Linked DNA regions of Homo sapiens: regions 2, 3, 4 and 5 are each linked to region 1. Evidence: chromatin loops called from intact Hi-C (ENCODE). Cell type or tissue: PC-9. All regions are shown on one strand.

Region 1 (5,000 bases):
TCACTTTCTGGCTGTGAGACCAAGTTACTTTATCATTCTTGGCCTCCTTTTCTCATTTGTAAAATAAGGATGAAAACTGTACCTACCTCATAGACTTTTTTTTTTATTCTGTGAGCTATTAGGTTGGTGCAAAGTATTAAACATAACGGCAAAAACCACGATTACTTTTATACCAACCTAGTAATATATATGCAGAACTTAAAGTAACATTGGTACAAAGTAAGTATTCAGAAACCCCTGGCTAATGTGATGCTTCAGAACGTTGTTGTTGTTGTTGCCGTTGTTGTTGTTTTGAGACAAGATCTGTGTCACCCTGTCTACAGTTCAGTGGCGTGATCACAGCTCATTGTAGCCTTGAACCCCGGGACTCAAGTGATCCTCCCACCTCAGCCTCCTGAGTAGCTAGGACTACAGGCATGAGTCACTATGCCCAGCTAATCTTTCTTATTATTAGTAGAGAGAAGGTCTCACTATGTTGCCCAAGCTGGTCTTGAACTCCTGCGCTCAAGCAATTCACCTGCCTTGGCCTCCCAAAGTGCTGGGATTATAATAGGCATGAGCCAGCAGGCTTGGCCTGATTTTGCATTCTTATGTATCCTCCCTATATTCGTATGAGTTTGATTTGTGGAAACTATTCCATAGGAGTATGTTCTGAGTGAGCCATTGTGTTTGGGGGACGTTTCATCACCAGGGTCTATGGACTGAATGTTTTCAGATATTTCCTTATAACACTTTTTTAAAATGGCTTTTGTGCTAAATACAACATAAAACATAAAACCCAAGCAACATCAACTTCTTGTAAAAGCACTCATGGAATCTGCACTCTTATGCCTCCATTAGAATTTGACATTCGAACCATGAAACTTCAACCAATCAGAATATAATAATGCCCAGATCATCCACAGGTCACACACACATAGTGTTTGTAAAGCCAGATTTCAGAACTCAGGCACTAAATGGTAAAAAAAAAAAAAAAAAAAAAAAAAAATTGCCAAGTTGTTAAGATTGCTGTCTTGGACTGGGACCTCCTAGGTTCACATTCTGTCTTCACCACTTGAGCTGGCCCTTCACCTACGTGACTCTCAGGTTCTTCATGTACAAAGTGAGATAGTAAATGCCCCCTTAGGGCATGGTGAGGATCAAGTGAGATAATTTATATGAAGTACTCAGCATAGTGCCCAGCACTGCTGGACACTCATTCACATTAGACACTGTTAGAATGATTTATAGGAAGCGTAGATTAATTGGAAGTGGGAGTTCCCTTTGGTAGAGATACAAGCTAAATAATTAGGGTATTATTATTATCCAATGAAAGCAATTGTAAAGCCAGTGTCTAATCCATTCCAGCATAGATGTACAAAAGGCCACTTGAGGAGGCCACAAGATGTAACCTGTTTGAATTCATTAGCCCAAGGTAAAGAGAGGGCTTGTCCCTTCAAAAGGAAGGCAGGAAGCCATGGAAGCAAAGAGAACTGGGGGCCAAGAGGCAGAGAGACGCAATGGGAATCCTTGACTATTTTCAGAGTCTGTGGCTCACAGACTCTGAGGATGCGGTGCCATTAGCAAGGCTCTGTAGGGTGGGGAAGTCCCTCAAGCTATCTTAGCTGAGACTTTTGCTAAAATCATCCACATTGCGGCCAGGCACAGTGGCTCACCCCTGTAATCCCATCACTTTGGGAGACCAAGGCGGGTGGATAACGAGGTCAGGAGTTCGAGACCAGTCTGGCCAACATGGTGAAACCCCGTCTCGGGGTTTCAAAATTATACAAAAATTAGCTGGGCGTGGTGGCAGGTGCCTGTAATCCCAGCTACTCAAGAGGCTGAGGCAGGAGAATCTCTTGAACCTGGGAGGCGGAGGTTGCAGTGAGCCGAGATCGTGCCATTGCACTCCAGCCTGGGTGACAAGAGCAAGACTCCATATCAAATATATATATATATATATATATACAAAATTAGCCAGGCATGGTGGCACATGCCTGTAATCCCAGCTACTCAGGAGGCTGAGGCAGGAGAATCGCTTGAACCCGGGAGGCGGAGGTTGCAGTGAGCCGAGATCATGCCATTGCACTCCAGCCTGGGCAACAAGAGCAAACTCTGTCTCAAAAAAAAAAAAAATATCATCCACATTGCTTGGCTGTGGCTCTCCTCCCAAACCCTCTTTGTGATTAAGACCTGACTTCCCATGCAGCACAACTTACTAAACTGATATTCTGGGTCTGTCACAGTCTCAGGTACCCTTTAGTTGTAAGAGTCAGTCTCTCAAGGTCTAATCACCCTCAGATAAACGTCAATCGTTGGTCCCCAGACCATCCAGACAAAGGTCTTCTCAGTTAATTTTTTCTCAGCAAACTCTGCCATGCCATCTTTTCACATTTCCACAGTACATATCAGAACTAGGAAGGTAGAGCTGAGACCTGATTTCAGGTCTTCTAACCCTAAGTCCAATGTTTTTTTCCATTATAAAAAAAAATATAAGATGAGTCATATGCTCTGTGGCTTGAGCGTAAGTTCGTTCCTTCATCTTACTCTTATTCAAAGGTATTTGAAGGGGAGGATTAGGGGATTAGGGCCAGTAAGGCCCTAAAACCCAGATGTGAACTAAACAAAGGAAAAGGCCTGGTTAACTGTTCTTCTACCATTTACACCCAAAAATAGTCAATCAAACTAAAATGCTATTCAGATACAGCACGAATGCATACCACAAAGCAGATGTGACTGCTGGCAAGCATCAAAACCCCACATTGAGAGCAAAGTTTGGGCCAACGAGTAGGCTCTTAGCGCCTGCTAGTGGTTATCTTTTATCATTGCATGGCTGGTAAAAAACTGAAGGGAGCTGTAACTTGTAGAGAAACATGATTAACCTCAGCTTTGCACATTCCAAATGAGGGATAATTAAACCCAACTGGAATGTGCATTTCTCTGTGGAAGTTTTCTTCATATATTTTAAAAAGATGATTCACCTCTTTAGAAAACCAAACATGAAAACACAGGACATATATGAAATTACTTAAGCAAGATTACTCAATTAAAAAATCAAGTACTTCTACTAGGCCCTTATTTACTTATTTATTTATTTTGTTAGAGACAGAGTCTTGCTGTCCCCCTGGAGGCTGAAGTGTGGCGGCACAAACATAGCTCACTGTAACCTCGAACTCTGGGCCCAAGTGATTCTCCCACCTCAGCCTCCTGAATAGCTAGGACTATAGGTGCACACCACCACACCTGGCTAATTTTTTTATTGTTGTATTTTTTATAGAGATGGGGGAGGGGTCTCTGTATTGCCCAGGCTGGTCTCAAACTCTTGGCCTCAAAAGATACCCCCATCTCAGCTCCCCATCACATCCGGCCTGGGGACCTCTTTTTAAGGGATAAATTCCTCTGGTGGATTTTAAATATTTGATGATACACACATACACACATTTTTAGAAATACTGTAGAACAAATTCATAGCATAAAAAGAATATCAAACATAGGCTTTAAAAATGAAATGACCTGTAAGTTTCAGGATTTTGTCTATTTTGTTCATCACCGAAACTGTTGAATGTGGCACAGTACGTGGCATACACAAAGGCACTCAATACATACCTGTTGAATGGAGCTGACTGAAGGGTTGAAAGGGAGAGATTGAATTTGCAAGCCTACAAGTTCCACTAGGATGAGAACCTGAAGACACCATGCAGAAGAAATCAGGAGGTGGTGATTGGAGCTGGTCTAGGGAGTGGGCAAGAGGCAGAGTACAGCTCTTTGTGGTCTCGGGTACCCACCTGCCGCCCACAGGAAAGTGAAGCCTTCAGCAGTAGAAGGGATGTGTACTGCTCAGGTCTCAAACAGAAAAGTCTCTAATTACCTAGACACGCTGGCCTCAATGCATATACTTCCAGCAGAGAAGAGTGGCACCTTCACAATTCACTTCCACCTGGAGATTCAAATTCAGCTACGAGAGGGGAAAAAATTCCTTTTCAGGAAATTTCTCCAACAATCACTGTGGAAAACACACCAGGTTCTCTAGAACAGACAACAGGGCTCCAGGTGCTCCCCCATATCTTGCCCTTTCTTCACAGTGCAACTAGAATATCATTCCTTCAGAAGCCATTTCATCCCAAATTTCCCTTCCTTCAGCTTGTAGATAGAGTAAAATAATGAAAAACTTGTACCTGGAGTTTTAGGCTTGAATCCTCTCAGAGTGTTTTCTCTCTTCAAGTAGCAATTCTATTCATCCACTTCTCTGCCAAGAGTCTCAGACTGCATTAAATGATATCCTGTCTAATTCAACCTATGAGATCATAGTTCCTGAAGAAGAGCAAAAGTCCTTATTTTTAGCCCAAATTCAACTAGCGATTACATTTTCAGAAAACATAGTAGTAATAGAGTATATAAGTGCTGAAGTGAAAAATAAGGAAATAATCTAACTAAAAAGCCACATCTTTAAATTCTCTATCTTAATAATTAAGGGGCAGGGCACGGTGGCTCACGCCTGTAATCCTAGCACTTTGGGAGGCCAAGGCAGGCAGGTCACCTGAGGTCAGGAGTTCGAGACCAGCCTGGCCAACATGGTGAAACCCTGTCTCTACTAAAAATACAAAAAATAGCTCAGTGTGATGGTGGGTGCCTGTAATCCCAGCTACTTGGGAGGCTGAGGCACCAGAATCATTTGAATCCAGGAGGCAGAGGTTGCAGTGAGCTAAGATCACGCCACTGCACTCCACCCTGGGCAACAGAGTGAGACTCTGGCTCCCAATAATAATAATAATAATAAAGAACAGGTGTTTGTCGGCCAGGCGCAGTGGTTCACACCTGTAATCCTAGCACTTTGGGAGGCTGAGGCGGGCGAATCATGAGGTCAGGAGTTCAAGACCAGCCTGGCCAACATGGTGAAACCCTGTCTCTACTAAAAATACAAAAAAATAGCTGGGCGTAGTGGGGAGCGCCTGTAAACCCAGCTACTCAGGAAGCTGAGGCAGGAGAATCACTTGAATCCGGGAGGCGGAGGTTGCAGTGAG
Region 2 (5,000 bases), 280 kb before region 1:
CAGAATGTTTGATTTGACCAGCAGAGTATTGTAGACAAAACATGAATTTGCAGCCCTTTCAGTTGAGGAAGCACTCTCAGCTTTGCCACTGCCCTTTGTTTCTTTCTGTCATTTGATCCTGCTCTTTTCCACTTCTTCACCTCAGTTGTATTACCTGCCTGGCTTTTGAAGACATTTGAGTTTGGACCTCTGCAGGGAACCATTGTACCTGAGATGGAAAGCACAGCAGCCCGCATGGACAGAAACAGGGCACTTCACCTCTGCAGTGTTCCTTCCATAACCCCAGTCTAATCATAAGCAAAATAATCAGACAAACCCAGATTAGGAGACATCCTACAGGATACCTGGACAGCATTCCTAAAGCCTGTCAGGGTCACAAAAAACAAGGAAAGACTGAAGACTGTCATAGGCCAGAAGCAAATGGAGAGACATGGCAACTAAATGCAATGTAGTGTCCTGGATCAGATACTAGAATAGTAAGTAACAGGTCATCAATAGGAACACTGGTGAAGTCTGAAGAATGTCTGGAATTTAGATAACAGTTACGTACCAATAATGGGCTCTTAGTTTTGACAAATGTACCATGGTAATGTAAGACATTAACAATGGGAGAAACTGGGTGAGGGGTATACAGGAATTCTCTTTGCTTATATGTGTGACTTTTCTGTAAATCTAAAATTATTCCAACATAAAAAATTTAAAAATCCTTCTTTGTATAGCGATGAAAATGGAATGAGCCCATCCAGAACCCATTTCTTCCCTTCTCTCCACATTCCAGATACTTGAGATGCAGTAATTCTTTGCTCACATGTCTCCAGACCTACACAGGACTCTTCTACATCTCCATCTTCCACATGGAGACTATGCTACCATTATAAATCTGTCTAGGCCCCTGTGGTCCCCAAAAGGAGGCTGTTTACAAGCTCGTGTGGACAGGGCTTGGATAGGGAAGCCAGTGTGCCTATGTGCAGGAGGCTCCTTGTGGGGTCGGATGAAGCCAGGGGATGGGAAAAGAGGGTGAGTGGGCTGCCAGTGGGGATCCCTAGCTGTCCCAGGTCATCACATTCTGGGGAGAACTCTGAGAAGTCCAAGAAGGCTGCAGCTGAGCTTGGCCTCTCAGATCTTTACACATATTTATGAAAAGTAGGAGGACGGAACATATTAATTCATCAGTCTCTTAGCTTGATGTAAAACTTTTAGGTATCCAGACATATGGTGCGTGGGCCTCCACTGGTATCTGAGTGGGAAGACACATGGGCCAGGTGCTGTGAATCTCTCTCCGCACCTGCTAGAAGTGGTGCTCAGGGCTGTTGCCCTTCACCTTGCTTTGCAGTGTATATTTCTTAGTAGAGGTTGCAGAAGCCCAATCAAACAAGCAGAATATGGCACAGCAGCCTCAGGACAGAATTCACCCTCCCTCTACCCCACGTCGCATCCCAGGGCAGGAAATATTACCCAAGTGGGGATAAAGGATATCACGGCTTTTTGTACAAAAGGTCCACATGTCAAAATACATGTGGTTGGCTTTAAACACAAGGAGAAAGACACAAAAGGATCCTGGTTGAAGTCTTATGGGAAAAATGACCAGGACCAATGCTGAAGTTTTATCAAGGAGCAGGCATATCTTTGCTCTGCAGGAACTGGGGAAATGTGTATATGTGTGTGTTGAAGGGATGGGGACCAATCCACTCCAAGGTCAGATCTGCTCTGAAAGCCAGGCCACTGTGCCCCACGTTTTCAGAATAAGGCATCAGATCCCACCCAGGGAACAGCATCTGGGGTCACCGTGTGGCCTTCACCTTCACCTGCCTCCTCTAGACTCAGAACATGTTAGAGAGCTCCACAGTGGACACCTTTATATAAACATAAAATACAAAAATACAGAAAGCATATATTTATAAACAATAAATAAATAGGTAAACATAATAAAATTTAAATAAATACGCATAAATAGAATACACATTTTATAAAAAGGAAGCCTGCAGAAGACACACGGCTTTCCTAACACACATAACGCCCAGGCCGGCCAGGCCGGCCAGGCACTTCCAGCTGCCTCCGGCACACCGCCACTAGGGGGAGCGGGGTCCCTGCACTTCCTGTGGTGGTGGTGGTTATTCTCCAAGACATTTTAAAGGCCCCACTTCATCCTCTTTTTTATTTTTCCCACTCTCCTGCCCACAGAGCCCAGAACAAGGGGGAAATGGAAACAATGAGAGAAGACATATTTTCTCCTAACAGTAGGTTCTCACTCAAGTCTCGCCCACCCCGGGGAATTCTGACTCAGTTGGTCTAACTAGGGTATAGTCTGGGCATCAGGAGTTTTGAAGTTCCTTGCATTGTTCTGCTGCTCTAACACCCCCACACCTGGGAAGACGTTTTCTGTTTTAGGCCAACGTTTCCCAAACTGCCATGCCACTGAGACTTCATTCAGGAGAAAGACATCCTTGGGCATCCTTTCAGCAGCACTGGGCAAATCCATGCTATAAGTGTAGACACAATAATGGTGAACTTATACTTCATGCAGTGTCAATAGACACATAATACTCTCCCCCATTGCTTGCTATTAGCACCATATTTGGCACAGATAAAAATCAATATAAAAATAGCTTACTGCGAGGGCTAGAACTTAAATACCTAAACTATTTCACTATTTTAAAAAACACAACCTAAGGCAATAATTTGTTTCAAGACTTTAAAGTGCTAAGTAAATATTTTAAATTGTAAAATTATGATACGTATTCTTGATAATTACTAGGCTTTTCATTTGCACAGAGGTCCTTTGCATATGAATCTGAAGGCACCAAGTGTTTTTTTTTTTTTTTTCCAGAAAATATGTAAGGAATCTTGAAGGGTAGACTCAACTCCTTGGAATGCTCTTCACTGATCACTTGTCCTGAGGCCAAAGCAGGCAAAGCCCCAGGGGCAGCTCTAGAATGTCTGTGAGAGACTTAGTCCTAATGCTGACAGCCTGGTGGCACAGACTGCCTGCTAGGCCCATGTCTCCTGCCCCCACTGAACTGTACTTTCCCTCTTTGTTAAAAGGAAGAGAAGCAATCCAGAAAAGAATTTGAAAAAGGAAATGAACTGGAATGTCACTGGTAATAGTCTCTGCCTCTACATGGGGAACAAAGAGAGTTCATCTGATAGGTAAAAAAACAAGGGATGGGTCTGGGCAAGATGGTTCATGCCTGTAATCCGAGCACGTTGGGAGACCAAGGTGGGAAGATCACTTGAGCTCAGGAGTTGGAAACAAGCCTGGGCAACATAGCAAACCTCGTCTCTAAAAATAAAAAACTTAGCTGGGCATAGTGGTGCACTGCACACGTGTGGTCCCTGTCAGGCCTCTGAGTCCAAGCCAAGCCATCACATCCCCTGTGACTTACATGTATATGCCCAGATGGCCTGAAGTAACTGAAGAATCACAAAAGAAGTGAATATGCCCTGCCCCACCTTAACTGATGACATTCCACCACAAAAGAAGTGTAAATGGCTGGTCCTTGCCTTAACTGATGATATTCCACCACAAAAGAAGTGAAAATGGCGGGTCCTTGCCTTATGTGATGACATTACCTTGTGAAAGTCCTTTTCCTGGCTCATCCTGGCTCAAAAATCACCCCCACTGAGCACCTTGCGACCCCCACTCCTGCCCGCCAAAGAACAAATCCCCTTTGACTGTAATTTTCCTTTACCTGCCCAAATCTTATAAAACGGCCCCACCCCTATCTCCCTTCGCTGACTCTCTTTTCGGACTCAGCCTGCCTGCACCCAGATGATTGAAAGCTTTATTGCTCACACAAAGCCTGTTTCGTGGTCTCTTCACACGGACACGCATGAAATTTGGTGCCGTGACTCAGATCGGGGGGCCTCCCTTGAGAGATCAATCCCCTGTCCTCCTGCTCTTTGCTCCATGAGAAAGATTCACCTATGACCTCAGGTCCGCAGACCGACCAGCCCAAGAAACATCTCACCAATTTCAAATCTGGTAAGCAGCCTCTTTTTACTCTCTTCTCCAACCTCCCTCACTATCCCTCAACCTCTTTCTCCTTTCAATCTTGGTGCCACACTTCAATCTCTCCCTTCTCTTAATTTCAATTCCTTTCATTTTCTGGTAGAGACAAAGGAGACACATTTTATCCTTGGACCCAAAACTCCGGCGCCGGTCATGGACTAGGGAAGGCAGCCTTCTCTTGGTGTTTAATCATTGCAGGGATGCCTCTCTAGTTATTCACTCAGGTTTCAGAGGTGTCAGACCACACAGGGATGCCTGCCTTGGTCTTTCACTCTTAGCGGCAAGTCCTGCTTTTCTGGGGGAGGGGCAAGTACCCCAACCCCTTCTCTCCATGTCTCTACCCCTTCTCTGCCTTTCTGGGGGGCAAGAAACCCCTGACCCCTTCTCCTTCACTCTTAGTGGCAAGTCCTGCTTTTCTAGGGGAGGGGGAAGTACCCCAACCCCTTCTCTGTGTCTCTACCCCTTCTCCTCCTTTCTGGGGGGCAAGAAACCCCCAACCCCTTCTCCTTCACCCTTAGTGGCAAGTTCTGCTTTTCTGGGAGAGTGGCAAGTACCCCAACCTCATATCTCTGCACCCCAATCCCTTATTTCCATGCCCCGACTACTTATATCTCTGCACCCTGATCCCTTATTTCCATGCCCCAACCTCTTATATCTCTGCACCCCTATCCTTTATTTCCATGCCCTGACCTCGTATCTCTGTGCCCTGACCCCTTTCCTGCTTTTCTGGAGGGTAAGAACCCCCGAATCCCTTCCCTCCATGTCTCTACTCTCCCTTCTCTCTGGACTTGCTTCCTTCACTATGGGCAACCTTCCACCTTCCATTCCTCCTTCTTCTCCCTTAGCCTGTGTTCTCAAAAACTTAAAAGCTCTTCAACTCACACCTGACCTAAAACCTAAATGCCTTATTTTCTTCTGCAATGCCACTTGACCCCAATACAAACTCGACAGTAGTTCCAAATAGCCAGAAAACGGCACTTTCAATTTTTCC
Region 3 (5,000 bases), 330 kb before region 1:
GTGTCTCTACTAAAAATACAAAAAATTAGCCAGGCATGGTGGCGGGCACCTGTAATCCCAGCTACTTGGGAGGCCAAGGCAGGAGAATCACTTGAACTCGGGAGGTGGAGGTTGCTGTGAGCCGAGATCATGCCACTGCACTCCAGCCTGGGTGACAGAGTGAGATTCTGTCTCAAGAAAAAAAAGAATATACTGTTTGGTTCCAATTGATAGACAAAACTAAGTATTTAGGGGTGCACACTAGTGGCAAAAGAGTAAGAAAAGGCAAGCAAGTAAGTGATGTAGAAACAAGGGTAGTGGTTGCCTTGAGGAGGGCAGGATGGGAACTGGAAGGGTCGCAGCTGGGAGACTGGCATTGTTTAATTTCTTGTCCTGGGAAGTGATTACATGGATAACAATCCATCAAGCTGTGTATTCATGTAGCTTGCACATTTGTATACATATTTTATTTTAGAGGAAAAAAAATTTTTAAAGAACAGGATGGTAAAAAAAATTACAGCTATTTCAGTGTGGGGTTTACGTGGATAATAGCAGAGGACAGACTCTTGGCTTTATGGGTTACTTTTAATTTTCCAAAGAAGAGTTTCAGTAAGACAGGACAGAAGCTACATTTTAAGGGGTTAGGGAAGAAATTGGTTTTAAGGAAATGGAGGTCAATAGTAAAGACATGCAAAGGTTTTTTTGACAAAATGAAGGAGAAAGAAGAGGAGGCAACTTGATTGGGTAGAAAGTTTCCACTTTATTTTTAAGGCTATAAGTGTCTTCAATATAAAGACAATCTGGAGAGGTGAAAAATTCAAATGATAGCAAAGATAATTGATGGATAAGGTAAATGACATGTGGCAGTATTGGCTGTCATTGAGGGGTTACTTCCTAAGTGGTAAACATAAAGGAAGAGCTCTCAAGGATGGAAAAAAGGGGGGTCAAAGAGGAAAACTGGGGTTCAGAGGTCCCCCTTCTGCTCAGTGACACAGAAGGTAAGAGGTGCTAAAGCAGCCTTGAGGACCTGAGAAAGGTATACATGCCCTACGTAGACCCCAGGGTCTGTAGGTGGCATCTCAGGTCTAGCTGAAGTTGGTAGGAAGAACTTGGGTGGATTTGATCAGCAAGGCTTTTGAGGTTCTCTAGCAAGTACAACAGATTGGAAAGAATAATGATGAACTGGACAGTGTCATTTATCATGGTCCATACATTGATGGTAAGGGCAGGCACTGCTGTAGCTATATTTGCAGGGAAAGTTCAGAAAGCTGAAGAGATCAGAAAAATGATATTCCCTTGTTCTTCTCAACAAAATAACAGAGAAGATTATTTGCTGAGGGTGGAGGGATTGAGAGCTTTAAAGAAACTGATAAAGTTTGAAAGAGTCATTGAAGGCAATGAAAGAAGAGCTGATCAAAGTCAAGTTCAAGAATTGACTGACAAGGCAACACGGAGAGCCAGGCTGAGGTTTGGAGCCATGAGTCTGCTGTTGCATGAATCTGCAGGCTGTGTTCCCAAAACACCAAAGGTTCAGTCTAGGTCCTGCTGCTCACCTCACAGAAAGCCAATCACTGAGACAAGAGTATTTCCAGAGAAGAAGGCTTTAATTAGGTACTGCAGCTGGGAAGATGGGACGTCAGTCTCAAATCCATCTCCCTGACCAACTAAAACCAGGAACTTATATAGCAGGGAAGAAATGTAACATGCAGGAAAACAGGAATTAGGGAGGGGTAGGGAAGAGGAGTTGGTCAACAGAAAGCAAGTGGTCAGATAGGCAATCATGATGGGTGAGGGGTCTGGAATGTTGTCCAGATGGAGTGAACTGGTACGTTCCAGTTCCTTGATGCTATCTGGGAGGACTGATGTTTGGTTTCCTGGGAAAGAACTCAGATAAGACAAATTTATCTTCCTTAAGTTTTAAGACTGGAAGAGTCAATTTTTATGTTTATTCAAAAGAAACCATAGTATCAGTTCTATGGGTCAAGTGAAATCAGTTGAATGGGACAATTGGACTTGTTTCAGTTGTAGGATTTTCTCCTCAGCTTCTTGGAGAAGGAAAAATAAAACTGCAGTACTAATCCCATACCATGTTTTGCTAGATGAATATAGCAAGGGACAGGGTGAAGAAGTGGTGGCAAGAAATTAGAAGATACTGGCAGAAATTGGTTTAGGATCTCACCATGTGGCCCAGAATTTGAAAGAAAAGATAAAAGAGGAATTTCTGGATAAAATGAACCTCGATAGTCAAAGAACAAAGGCAAAAGAAATAGAGTCATGAGAACACTGGAAATTTTGAATATTGCAATCTGGGAGGATATTAAGATAACTGTTCCAACTAGTGACAGTTTCTAGGGTGTAAATGGATGGCTGAAGTAGAAACAAGGTCATTAAAAGAAGTGGTCTAGGAACTGAAAGGCTAGGTGATCAGATAAGCCTAATGGATGAATGTTCATAGGATGATAAATAGGTTTCAGATTTTATGCCAACTCAGCCTGAACATTCTGGCTGCCTCAGTGCAGTATTGAGAGGGATTCTGAGGCCATTTTAAGGGCCAGACAAAAAGAGTGCAGGAGTTGGCATGTAGAAGAAAACAGAGTAAGGTATGACTCAGGAATTCAAAGAATGAGAGGTAGTGACTAGTTCAAGAAGAATTGCAGGCATGCAATAAATATTAATCACCAAGTTGATATTCTTTTCTTTCCAGTCAGGCTATATTTCTTCTCTTATCTCTCTTCAACTAGTTACCACCATGAACCCAAATCCCCATTCATTTTAAAGATGGCTTAAAATCTTCCTTTGCCAGCACTTTTTGAGTTTTGTCCAATCAGAGGTCACTCAGTGGAAAACTGTACAGCAACATCCATACACACTTAAGGAATTCCAAGCCATTCACATTGAACCCACATGGTCTCTTAGGAGTGCTCCCAGGGTTGTGTAGAAGAAAAAGAAAGCAAATTGGACCCTTTACAGAAAACACATTTTTATTATCTGTGAAACTCAACTGGCCATTTAGAGTATGATTGTTCTGTACTTGGAACAGTGGAAAGATGGGCCAAGTTATAACACATTAAGCATGCATATTATTTCAATTAATACTCATGATGGCCCTGTTGATGAGATATTATCACTACCATTTATTTAACAAAGTATTTAAAATACTTTGTTATTTTAAATTAAAATTACATCTTTCATGTAACAAAATACAGATGCATGGATAGCATAAATTAAAAGTCTTTTTCTCAACACATCTTACACCCTTGTCCATTTTGTTGACAGAGACAGTCCCTTTGAGATTAAAACACTTGTCAAAAGTCACATAGGGAGTGGAAGAGGTAGCAATGAAAGCCATGTTTGTCTAACTAAAGACACTTTAATCTTTGTTTTATTACTTAAACACCATTGCCTAGTACTAGTCTTTTCAGGAAGGATATTACAATGAGCAGAAAAGATAATAAGCGGCGATCATGAAGACTACTTATTATTAACTAAACAGAAAGATGAGGCAATGTCAAGTGATATGGTTTGGCTCTGTGTCCCCACCCAAATCTCATCCTGAACTGTAATAATCCCCATGTGTCAAGGGTGGCACCAGGTGGAGATAATTGAATCATGGGGGTGATTCCCCCATGCTGTTCTCATGATAGTGAGTGAGTCCTCACAAGATCTGATGGTTTTATAAGGGGCTTGCCCCTTCACTCAGCACTCATTCTGTCTCCTGTGGCCCTGTGAAGAGGTGCCTTCTGCCATGATTGTAAGTTTCCTGAGCCTCCCCAGCCATGTAGAACTGTGACTCAATTAAACCTCTTTTCTTTATAAATTACCCAGTCTCAGGTATTTCTTTATAGCCACGTGAGAACAGACTAATACATCAAGGAAAATGGAAACTGACACAAATGTAAAAATTCTATTGAGACAGACTGACCTAAGCTGGTTCTGTCTATGGTTCTGGACTTGCTTATAAAAGCAAGTGACAACAGCAAAAATATGGAATCAATGTAAGCGCCCAACAATGGATGAATGGATAAAGAAAATGTGGTATACATACAGAATAGAATATTATTCAACCATACAAAAAGAATGAAATCCTGTCATTTGTGACAACCTGGATGAATCTGGAAGACATTTTATTAAGTGAAATAAGCCAGATGCAAAAAGACAAATACTATATGATATCACTCATATGTAGAATCTAAAAAAAATTGAAAGGCTAGGCATGGTGGCTCACGCCTGTAATCCCAACACTTTGGGAGGCCTAGGAGGGAGGATCACTTGAGATCAAGAGTTCAAGACCAGCCTGGCCAACATGAGGAAACCCCCATATCTACTAAAAATACAAAAATTAACTGGGCATGGTGATGTGCACCTGTAATCCCAGCTACTCGGGAGGCTGAGGCACAAGATTCACTTGAACCTGGGAGGAAGAGGTTGCAGTAAGCCAAGATCATGCCACTGCACTCTAGCCTGGGTGACAGAGTGAGACTCCGTCTCAAAAAAATAGATATCATAGAAGCAGAGAGTAGACGGGAGGTTGAGGCAGGAGGATCACTTGAGCCCAGGAGTTTGAGGCTGCAGTGAGCTATGATTATGCTGCTGCACTCCAGCCAGGGCAACAGAGTGAGACCTTACCTCTAAAGAAAAAAAAAAAAAGAAAGAAACAGAGAGTAAACAGTGGTTACCAGAGACTAGAGAGGGGAGTGGGGAAGAATGGAGAGAGAGTGGTCCACGGTACAAAGTTATAATTAGATAGGAGGAATAAGTACCGCTGTTCTATTGCACAGGAGGGTGACTGTTACAAAATAGCTAGGAGAGAAGCTTTTGAATATTCTCACCACAGAGAAATGATGAATGCATGAGGTGATGGATATACTAACTACTCTGATTTTATTGTTATACAACATATATATGTATTGAAACCCTAAATTGCACACCATAACTATGTACAATTACAATGTGTCAAATTTTTTTAAAAAGGCAATTGAACATATAGTTGACTTTCACTTCAGCCAAAGATGGAGTAATAG
Region 4 (5,000 bases), 160 kb before region 1:
TATCTTAGGAATATCATTTGAATTCAGGGCTCATGGAGTCCAATCTTGTAACTAGAAGAAATCTCAGAAATCACCCTACCATGCTCTTTTCCCTATGTATTACAGTTGAAGTAGTTAAAACCCAGAGATATTGAGTGACTTGCCCAAAGTCAGCTAGTAAATTTGTGGCAGTATAAGAGCTAGAACCTAGTCCCTCCTCTCAGTTCATAGCATTTTGTCCTGCTCTGTGCTGCCTTTGGGAATTTTAGCCATCAATTGAGCATAACCCAATGTAACACACAAAGTGACTACTAAATATTCATGAAGCTCAAGTTTTCCATTGTTCACTATGAAGCTATACCATTGTTCCTTAATTACAAGCAGGTGATAGATAAGACCCTGCTTCTACATTCTGAGCTCCTTCTACATACAGCATTCTCTTCAGAAACACAGACAGACAGTACACTAACACATGAGCATGACATCCTTTGCCTGCCACACACATCCTCCCCTGCCTCCTCATTTCAAACTGCCAGAGATTATGGAGTCACAGCCTGAACAGAAGGCATCTTAATCTCTGGTGGTTCTGTAAATAATATGCTGTTCATGCTTGCATATAAATTATCACAGTCTCTCTATTTTCTAGATGAGGGAGGCTTCAGAAAGATGAAGCTGCCTGCACACAGAGCACATAAGAGATAGGATTTCAGACTCCAGAGTTTCAGCCCTCTTTGTAACAGGGTTGAATTTTTCCCTCATCTACATGCTCCTAATAATTTATCCAGGCTTATGGTCTTAAATTTCACCTTATAGCCAAATTAATCTAGTCTCTGTATATTTAGGTTTCTAAAATCAGTTACTTCTTACTTCCCTTTCTCTCTAACCACTTTTCCTCCACCCTTCATTCAATAAGCATTTAATAGAAATCACCTAAGCTAATCCATTCAGTTGATGAGAATAGAAACTGAGACCCAGAGAGGTGAAGCCACTTGCCCAGGTTTGCTCAGTTAAAAGCAGTACGGTGACTAGATTCCCTGACTCCCAGTCCAGGGCTTTGCCCTTCACACTATACTGCTATTTCCCAAGGATAAATAACATGGCATTTCCCACTCTCAGGCTCCCTCACTCCTTGCACAACCCCACAGGATGGATAGAAATGACTGATTGCATGTGCTCTGAGGTTCATTCCAGGACCTTTTCTAGAATTCCCACAACTTGTTATCCTTCATGCTGTATTGGCCCATCTATCACATTAAGAAGCTGGTTAGGGAAGAGTTTGACATACTTTCTGGTCTAGGATATTTATGATCAATGCCACCACTCAGGTAGTGATCACCATAGGAAACAGTGTGCTCAGGAAGAAAAAGGGCAGAGTCCATGGCTCCCATCATTTGAGAATAAGGCAAAGCTCACCCAGAGTTTACTGTAAGTGGCAGGATATTAGATTCATAATCCCAGAGACCAGGCAATTGGGCAATTAGATGGATTTAAGCAAGATTGGGAGTGGCCAAGAAAGTGAAAAAAGACAACTGCCAAACCACTTCTGCTTCAGGGGCAGGGTATTTTGCCTGGATTGATCACCATGATGCATTTCATTACTGTAGACAAAGATCACATTGATAAAAGACTTTTTTAAATCAATTGAACTAAAATTTTCCATTTATACATAACTTCTCAGGAATCGTTTTAAGACAAAACCAGATGGTATTTCAGTAAAGATTATATTGAAAAGAGAAGCAAGTAAGAGAGGAAAGAAACCCCAGAACTAGCTTCTCAGGTAGGGCTTTGTAGGGTCACAATTGTCTCACAGGCTGATCAGGCTAATTAGGTACAGAAGCTTAATTTTATCAGTTTTATCAAGAGTGATCCAGCTCTGAAGAATCTAGCCATGCTCCCCAGGTCCCAAGAGACTGATTTGTTAGCTAGATGCCAATATAGCCACATACAATAGAAGATGCTTCTAAGTGTGGCCCAGGCTATTTCCTTCCTAATAGCAGGACCATGAGAAAACCAAATGAGTGGTCAAAGATAACCTGTGGGCACAGTGTCAGGATTAATGGAGTGGGACAGACAGTCTTGTGAAATGTGCCATTCAGGCTGCAACAGAGACAAGAGAACTCTTCCAAACTCCACCCAAGAACACTTTTCAGGTTACCAGAATAGTTGTGTCCTTCAAAAACAGGGTCTTGTTCTCTCTGTTTCGCTAGTGGTGAAGAAACTGGCAAATTATTTTGGGAAAAGATGGAGACTTTATCTAGTCTTTATGCAGCCCCCATCTTCCTTAGGGTATTATTCTAGGCATGTTATAATACTCAACTCATAGCCTATCTTACTTGTGTCAGTGACATCTTGTCCAAAGCCCCTTACCAAATCTTTGAACTCCTGGGCCTAATTCTCTGCTAAGGCAATGAAGATAGATCAGCAAAATCATTATCATTATTCACGTACTTGTATAAGATCCATTACGATTAGTCTGCTTCTGAGAAAGTTGTTTAATTGTGGATGAACTGTACAGATGGTGAGAATCATGGTCTCAGGTGGCATGGCACTTGAATCTCATATTAGTGACAATCTTTTGTTGGTCTCCTTTGGAGAGTTCTGGTAGATGCCACTGATTAACCATCAATAATAAATAAACCATCCAAGTGGTTGGGTTATTTCTGTAAGGGACACATCTCTTGTATTTTGTGCTAATTCTGTTTGTGTCATTTCAGAGGGCACTATGATCTGGCCTTGCTCTGAGTGCACCTGAGTCTGGTTTATCCTTGTCAGTAATCTCCATGTGTGGACCCTGACATTTGAAACTGAATCTGTTAGTCACTCTCACTACAGAAAACAGTCATGTGGCGACTATGACTCATCTACAAAATGCTGAAGGAATAGACTCCCAAGAGGTTTTTTTTAAAAATCACGCAACATTGCTACCTCTAAAAGAGGCCAAACAACCATTTTGAATATTTTTATTTTCCCCTTGAGCTGACTGGTTATCCTGATTCTGAGTAGGAACAAACTACACAGACAGTTTGGGATTCATTTTAGAGTCTGTCCTAGTCACAAAGACTTTTGACACACTTTCTATTCCAGCATCACAATGCAGAGGAAGAAAATATCTGAATGAGTAGAGACTGTCGTGCCAGAAATAAATTCCTAATATAGACAACAGAAATATGCCAGTAGAGAATTTAACTATCAAAACAAAAACAAGAATTCCCTGTTTCAATACTCTTAGTGAATAGCCTCTGTTCTTCCTTTCTGCCCCCAAGTCTATTTCAACCTACAGTTATAAATAAACACTCTGATCCCATTACAGCACATTAAGAATCTAGAGAAAACTTGTCATTTGAGTACTATCATCTCTTTACACATATGATTCCAATATAGCAACTTATTGAGTGCTCTTCTTAAAGTCAAGAATAATTTGACAGCTATATCATAATACTTATAATAATAGTAGCAATCACATTTACTCATTTAATCATATAAAGTAGATATTAATATCCTCATTTTACAGATGAGGATTATAAAATTTGAATGACTGGCCCAAGTTCTCACAGCCAGTGAAGGTTAGAGTCAAGATTCAAAGACCATGCCATCTGACACCATGATCCTCACCATCTATACAGTCCATCTGCAATTTAAAAATTCTCTCAGAAGCTGATCAATCCTAATGGATCTTATACAAGTGCATGGATAATAAGAATGACTTTGCAGGTCTATCTTCATTGCCTTAGCAGAGAATTAGGCCCAGGAGTTCACAGATTTGGTATGGGACTTTGGACAAGTCTTACTTTTTCTTTCTTTCTTTCTTTTTTTTTTTTTTTTTTTTTGAGACAGAGTCTCCCTCTATTGCCCAGGCTGAAGTGCAGTGGCACAGTCTTGGCTCTCTGCAACCTCCATTTCCTGGGCTCAAGTGATTCTCCTGCCTCAGCCTCCTGAGTAGTTGGGACTACAGGCGTGCACCACCATGCCCAGCTAGTTTTTTTGTATTTTTAGTAGAGATGGGGTTTCACCATATTGGCCAGGCTGGTCTCAAGCCCATGACCTTGTGATCTGCCTGCCTTGGCCTCCCAAAGTGCTGGGATTACAGGCATGAGCCAACGTGCCTGGCCAAGTCTTACTTTTTCTAGGACTGTCACTACATCTAAGAAAGAAATAATAGCTTTTTATTCATTTAGTTATTCATTAATTCATTCAACAAACATACTAAAAACTGAAGCTATAATGGGAGAAAAACAGACTAGGAAGCATTAATAAAGATAGGAACCATTTTCTTGAGTAATGTTGCTAAACAATATTGTTGCTAAAATAAAAACAATATGAAGTCCCAATTGCCTCAGGTATGTGGAAGATTATGTTCAAGATTTATTGTTTTGGTTTTAGTTTTCTTCATCAGTGAAGTGACTTGAATTAGTCTCACGTAACTGTCAAGGAAACAAAATTACAGGCCCTAATGACCAACATAATATAACTTACTGCTTACAAAAACAAAGGCCTAGATCCTCAAGGCTCCTGTGAGTGGTTTGTGAAAGACAGATTTGCCCTAAACTGTCAGCAATACACACTACATCTCTAGACTTAAATTAATATTCTAGAAGTTCAAGATGTATCTACATGTGCCAGGAACTCATTTCTTTCAGTGAAGGCTCAGATTGTTTGATTACCCCAAAGCAAGAGCATAGTACAGGAAGACTAATAAGCTGTAATGGGAGAACTGATGGCAGAAGGGATATTTATTAAGTAAAGCAGAATGGGGGTTTTGAAAGGAAGGCAAGTAATTTGAAAGGCCATTTTGTTTAGTTTAAGAGAGTTCTAAAGTTTAATCTGGATGATGGACTGGAGTATATTAAGGAAATGTTGAGTGAGAGAATGAAAAAGAAAATTAAGTCAACAATAAAAGAAGGGGTGAGGAACAAAAAAATCACCTGTTGGGTACAATGCACACTATTTGGGTGATGGGTGCACTAAAAGCCCAGACCTCACCACTACACAATTTATCCATGTAACCAAAACCACTTGTACTC
Region 5 (5,000 bases), 190 kb before region 1:
AAATGCACTTTCAAACAAGTTACCACTGTGAGTAACTTGAGTTTAATCTATTGAGTTAAACTGAAAGCCAGTGTAGAACACATGCCTCAGTGTTATTCCTCCTGAAGGACATGGAAACTGGGTCCTTTATTCTCCCAATATATCAGTCATTCGTTGATGGCTATTCCTGAGATAGAAGAAGTGTTATTGGTCTGGTGCTTACAGTCTGACATGCACTCAGGCAGGGGAGGCCTAGTGACCACAGAAAACTCTGAGGCCAAGAATCACAGATGCTGCTAGTCAGCTTGTCATGCACAGAAATGGTCCATACCAAGTCAGCATGAGAAGGACACAAAAGCACCTACTACTTTAGCTAACTAACTAGCATATTAAATAGAATGTTATAATGCTCAAGTAGGATTTAACACAGAAATGCAGTGAACATTTAAAAATCTGTAATATCATAATGTGTTTACACCACATTATAGCACTACATGTAAGTAATTATCTCAGCAGACATTGAAAAGTTATTTAATAATTCAACACCTATTTATGATTTTTTTAAGTTTTTAGGAAAAGAAGAGAGAACTTAACTTGCTTTTGGAATAGCTTACTTGCATAGATATACATTTCCCTTACCCTTGTTTGCCAATGTGTGAGCAGCTTTATATGATAATGTCAAGAAGTTACCCATCATTGCCTTGATCCTTCCCAGGCTTAGATGACTGTCCCACCTTAGCCTCTGGAGTAGCTGGAACTACAAGCGCATGCCAGCACGCCTGGCTAATTTTTGTATTTTTTGCAGAGATGGGTTTTTTCCATGTTGCCCAGGCTGGTCTTGAGCTCCTGGTCTCAAGTGATCTACCTCCTAGGCCTCTCAAAACTAGGATTACAGGTGTGAGCCACCATGTCTGGCCTAGTGTCAAGAAAACTTATAACAGATTGCTGCCCTTCCTTAAAAAAGACTATCTATGATTAAAATGATGTACTCGTAGGCCAAGCAAAAGAATTAGGAACCTTTGTCACTCTCATGGGATGTCCAGAGTATGTGCATTCTTTTCTGTACCTAAGTCATAGAGTTGTATTGAAAATTACATTTTAAAAGGGCCTTCCAAAAAAATACCCAGAATCTGGCCATTTCTTACCAAATGCGTCACTCCCACACTGATATGAGTGACTATCATTTCTCATTTGGCATATAATCAAAGTGACCAACCAAATCAATAGTGAAAGAATGTACTATTTAGAAAATGGTATTGGGATGAGAAGTCAGTATATTGAGAAAATTAAGTGGACTTTTCACTTCTTACCATATTTAAAAAATTAAAAGAGGCCGGGTATGGTGGCTCACGCCTGTAATCACAGCACTTTGGGAGGCCAAGGTGGACAGATCACGAAGTCAGGAGATCGAGACCATCTTGGCTAACACGGTGAAACTCCATCTCTACTAAAAATACAAAAAAATTAGCTGGGTGTCGTGGTGGGCACCTGTAGTCCCAGCTACTCAGGAGGCTGAGGCAGGAGAATGGCATGAACTCGGGAGGCAGAGCTTGCAGTCAGCCCAGATCGTGCCACTGCACTCCAGCCTGGGCGACAGAACGAGACTCTGTCTCAAAAAAAAAAAATTAAAAGAATAAACTATATAATTCTATTTACATAAAGTTCACAAAGCAAAACTAAAAGATGTTAAAAGTAAAAATAGTTGCAGTGATGGTTTTTAAAATATATTCACAAATTTTTTTGTATTTCTTTCTTTATGAAGTAGCATCTAATTCTCCTCCTCTTGAGTGTAGACTATACTTAAAGAATAGCTTCTAATAAATAGAATGAAGTGAAAGTGCAATTTCAGAGCCCAGGTCATGAAAAGGCACTACAGCGCCTATCTATCTCTCTATCCATCCATCTACCTATCTACCTATCTATTTATCCCTCTCCTACCTCACCCTGGGGAAGTTAGCTACCACATTGTGAGGAGCCCTAGGGAAAGGCCCATGTGGTGAGGGACTGAGGTCTTCTACAACAGTGAGTGAGGAGCTGAGGACTCCAGCCGACAGCCCTATGAGTAAGACTTCTTAGAAGCAGATTTTCCAGTTTTAACAAAGCCTTGGGATGACTGCAGCCCTGGCCAACAACTTCACTGCAATCTCATGAGAGACCTCAGCTCGAACCAACTAGCTAAGCTGTTCCTAGATCCCTGACACTCAGAAACTGTGAGATAATAAATGTTTATTATTTTAAGTCACTACATTTAAGGTTATTTGTTATGCAGAAATGGATAACTTACATAGTTGTTAACTTTAGAGAAGAAAGGGGAGTTAGTAAAGGAAAGAGAGCAAAAGAGAGACATATATTTGTAATGTCCTATTTCTTGTCAGTGGAGAAGAACATAGGCATGTTCATTTTGTGATAAATAATCAAGCTGTAGACTTAGAATTTGTGCAAAATTATATGTCTATATTTCAATACTAACCCAACCTGAAAGTTTTGCTAAATTCAACTATGACAGACAAAATATTTCTGTTCATCAGAAAGACCCTAGGCCAGACATGATGGCTCACACCTGTAATCCTAGCTTTGAGAGGCTATAGGTAGGTAGATCACTTGAGACCAGGAGTTCAAGACCAGCCTAGGCAACATGGCAAAAACCCATCTCTGCAAAAAATAACAAAAATTAGCCAGGCGTGGTGGCATGCGCCTGTAGTCCCAGTTACTCAGGAGGCTGAGGTAGGACAGTCGTCTAAGCCTGGGGAGGTCAAGGCTGCAGTGAGCCACTGCACTACCTCCTAAGCAACAGAGTGAGACCCTGTCTCAAAAAAAAAAAAAAAGAAGAAGAAGGAAGGAAGAGACAGAGAGAGAGAGAAAGGAAGAAAGGAAAGAAAAAAGAGAAAGAAAGCAAGAAAGCTAGCAAGAAAGAAAGAGACACTAAAGACAAAATTAACAGACCAGTGACTTTCTAGAAGATATTTTATCATTTCCAAGACTGACAATAGGTTAATATCTAAAATGTACAAAGAATTCTGTAATACAAAAAAGGCAAGGACATAGGAAAGCAGTAAAATAATAATAAAGCAATTTTAGAGTAAAGAAAATACAGTTAGTTAATAACTACATAAAGACATGTATAACACCACCAGTCCCAGAGAAACTCAAATAAAACAATAGATACCACTTTACACACATCCAGCTGGCAAAAAATAGAAAACCAAACAATGTCAAGTGCTGATGAGGATGTGCAAAGACAAAAATATCCTTGCACTGCTAGTAGAAATGCAAACTAGTACAGCCTTTTTGGAAAGTAATCAGGCCTACAGAGCTTGTACTCTAGAACTCTATCATTTCCTTCCTGGATATAGATCCACAGAAACTCTCATATAAATGCACAAGGAAACATGTAAATGATTATTAATTGAGCATGATTTGAAAGAGTAAAGAGTAAGAAGTAACCACCAGGGGAATTCATAAATAAAATTCAGTATACACATAAAATGGAAATTTATGCAGGTATCTGAGAAATAAACCAAATCTACATACTGCAATGAAAATGAAACTCAAATAATTCTTACCTTCAAAATAAGTAACAAAGCAAGATTTCTGACCAAATACCATTTCTGTACATTTAAAATGCACACGCAAAAATATCATGTACTTTCACTTACACATATGTGTAAATAAACATAAGAATAGTGAAATAGGCATTCATAAGACAAGCAAAACTGGGTGCCCTTGAGTGACTGATGGGAGCCTGGTGATATGAGATGAAGAAGAGAGAAAGTAATGAAATAAAACATAAACAAAGGAAATATTTTCTATGAACCAATGATAGTGAGGCATGAATTTAGGAGTAGATATGATGAAATTAATTCTGTGTCTCAGAGTGCAAAAGAAGAAAAGGAAATCTGAAAAGAGAATAATCCATTTATAGACTACCATGTATAAGAAACCTAGCTTCAAAGCCCTTTAGAACTCATTACCTTACAGCCTGAGCCCTCATGGTTTGTTTGTCAGTCAGCTTCTCTCCCATCAAGCGTAAGAGAAAACAAAGGTGCACTGGCCTCACCTGCAATGAGACTGTACTGGCTTCTATCAAAATATAATGCTTTCTGATTCTCTGCCCACATACCCATCTTCAAGAGGAAAAAACCCTTTCTGGAAATAGTAATATTTAAATTTAATAACTACCATTTATGGGGCACCTACTGTTTGTCAGAAACTGTGCTGGCACTTCACATGTGTTCTGCCAGTAAATCCTCACTACAATTTCAAAGTTAAGTTTCTTATGCATTTTATCAATTAGCAAACCAATGCTCAGAGAATTAATTAATTTCCCCCCAAACCATACAGCTAGCAAATAAATAAACTGAGCTTCCAGGTCTGTCTAGCTTTCTGCTACACTATGCTAACTCCACACTTGTCTTAGAAAAAGAAAGAGATACAAGTTCTTTGTCAACAGAAAAGTGTTGACATCATATGGCTATGGGATGCAAAGAAGCCCATGTTTAAGCAATATTTTTTTCAGTCTGTCCCCAGAATTGATGCATTTATGAAGATGGTCTTGGCCACAACCCCGCCAGCAGCCACTAAGAAAGTGGGGCCACGAGCAGCTGCTATACTGCATGTTTTCAGACACCCACCCCTTACTGCCTACACATAGCCATGGCATCTGCTGCATCAGGACATGGGGATGGAGAGCACCTCTACTCACTGTGCTGCCCCCACACTTGTGTGGGGAGCCTTCTTTGGAGCCAATTAATTATAAGATGAATTAGACTAAGAAGGACTAGTGCTCTGTCTCTGTGCTGACTGCTCATCAGCATTGCCATCCCCATTTGTCAAAATGGAGCCTGCTCACCCTCTGTCCAATCTGTCCTCTAGATAAATGATTTCTTCTCTGCCCCTCATCACCAATTTTAGAAACCAGTGCTGTTTACAAAATCCACTCTTCCTACCCGAAAATATCTGTTTCAGCACCAAGGAGAGAAACCCTCCATTTCTCGGTTGCATGAGTGGGAAAACATACCATT

The links. Peaks named below come from ENCODE experiments on the same cell type or tissue, not always from the same donor. Only the 100,000 strongest peaks of a DNase experiment are listed, where the experiment ranks them.
Region 2: it touches region 1 in a loop (11-fold over the local background); 70 of 110 quality-filtered maps call a loop at or near these places.
Region 3: it touches region 1 in a loop (15-fold over the local background); 6 of 110 quality-filtered maps call a loop at or near these places.
Region 4: it touches region 1 in a loop (3-fold over the local background); 3 of 110 quality-filtered maps call a loop at or near these places.
Region 5: it touches region 1 in a loop (2.6-fold over the local background); 4 of 110 quality-filtered maps call a loop at or near these places.

What each region holds. Positions count from the first base shown.
Region 1 is chr3:170,412,087-170,417,086 of GRCh38, reverse strand. No RefSeq gene overlaps it. Among named protein-coding and RNA genes, the nearest start is that of CLDN11, 4.3 kb to the left of the region's middle. In PC-9, a CTCF peak has its summit at 2,781; a DNase peak (open chromatin) is centred at 2,796.
Region 2 is chr3:170,687,641-170,692,640 of GRCh38, reverse strand. The region is part of intron 2 of SLC7A14-AS1 (SLC7A14 antisense RNA 1); the gene reads right to left. Among named protein-coding and RNA genes, the nearest start is that of SLC7A14, 100 kb to the right of the region's middle. RefSeq lists enhancers at 3,005-3,577, 3,578-4,150. In PC-9, a CTCF peak has its summit at 2,119 (motif pointing right); a DNase peak (open chromatin) is centred at 2,910; H3K27ac peaks cover 1,086 bases.
Region 3 is chr3:170,743,128-170,748,127 of GRCh38, reverse strand. All of the region lies in intron 5 of SLC7A14-AS1 (SLC7A14 antisense RNA 1), which reads right to left. Among named protein-coding and RNA genes, the nearest start is that of RPL22L1, 120 kb to the left of the region's middle. In PC-9, no CTCF peak of the experiment used is centred here; a DNase peak (open chromatin) is centred at 2,597; H3K27ac peaks cover 2,051 bases.
Region 4 is chr3:170,570,867-170,575,866 of GRCh38, reverse strand. The region is part of intron 1 of SLC7A14 (solute carrier family 7 member 14); the gene reads left to right. The region is part of intron 2 of SLC7A14-AS1 (SLC7A14 antisense RNA 1); the gene reads right to left. Among named protein-coding and RNA genes, the nearest start is that of SLC7A14, 13 kb to the left of the region's middle. In PC-9, no CTCF peak of the experiment used is centred here; a DNase peak (open chromatin) is centred at 2,826; H3K27ac peaks cover 594 bases.
Region 5 is chr3:170,603,921-170,608,920 of GRCh38, reverse strand. All of the region lies in intron 2 of SLC7A14-AS1 (SLC7A14 antisense RNA 1), which reads right to left. Among named protein-coding and RNA genes, the nearest start is that of SLC7A14, 20 kb to the right of the region's middle. RefSeq lists a silencer at 1,955-2,155. In PC-9, no CTCF peak of the experiment used is centred here; a DNase peak (open chromatin) is centred at 2,040.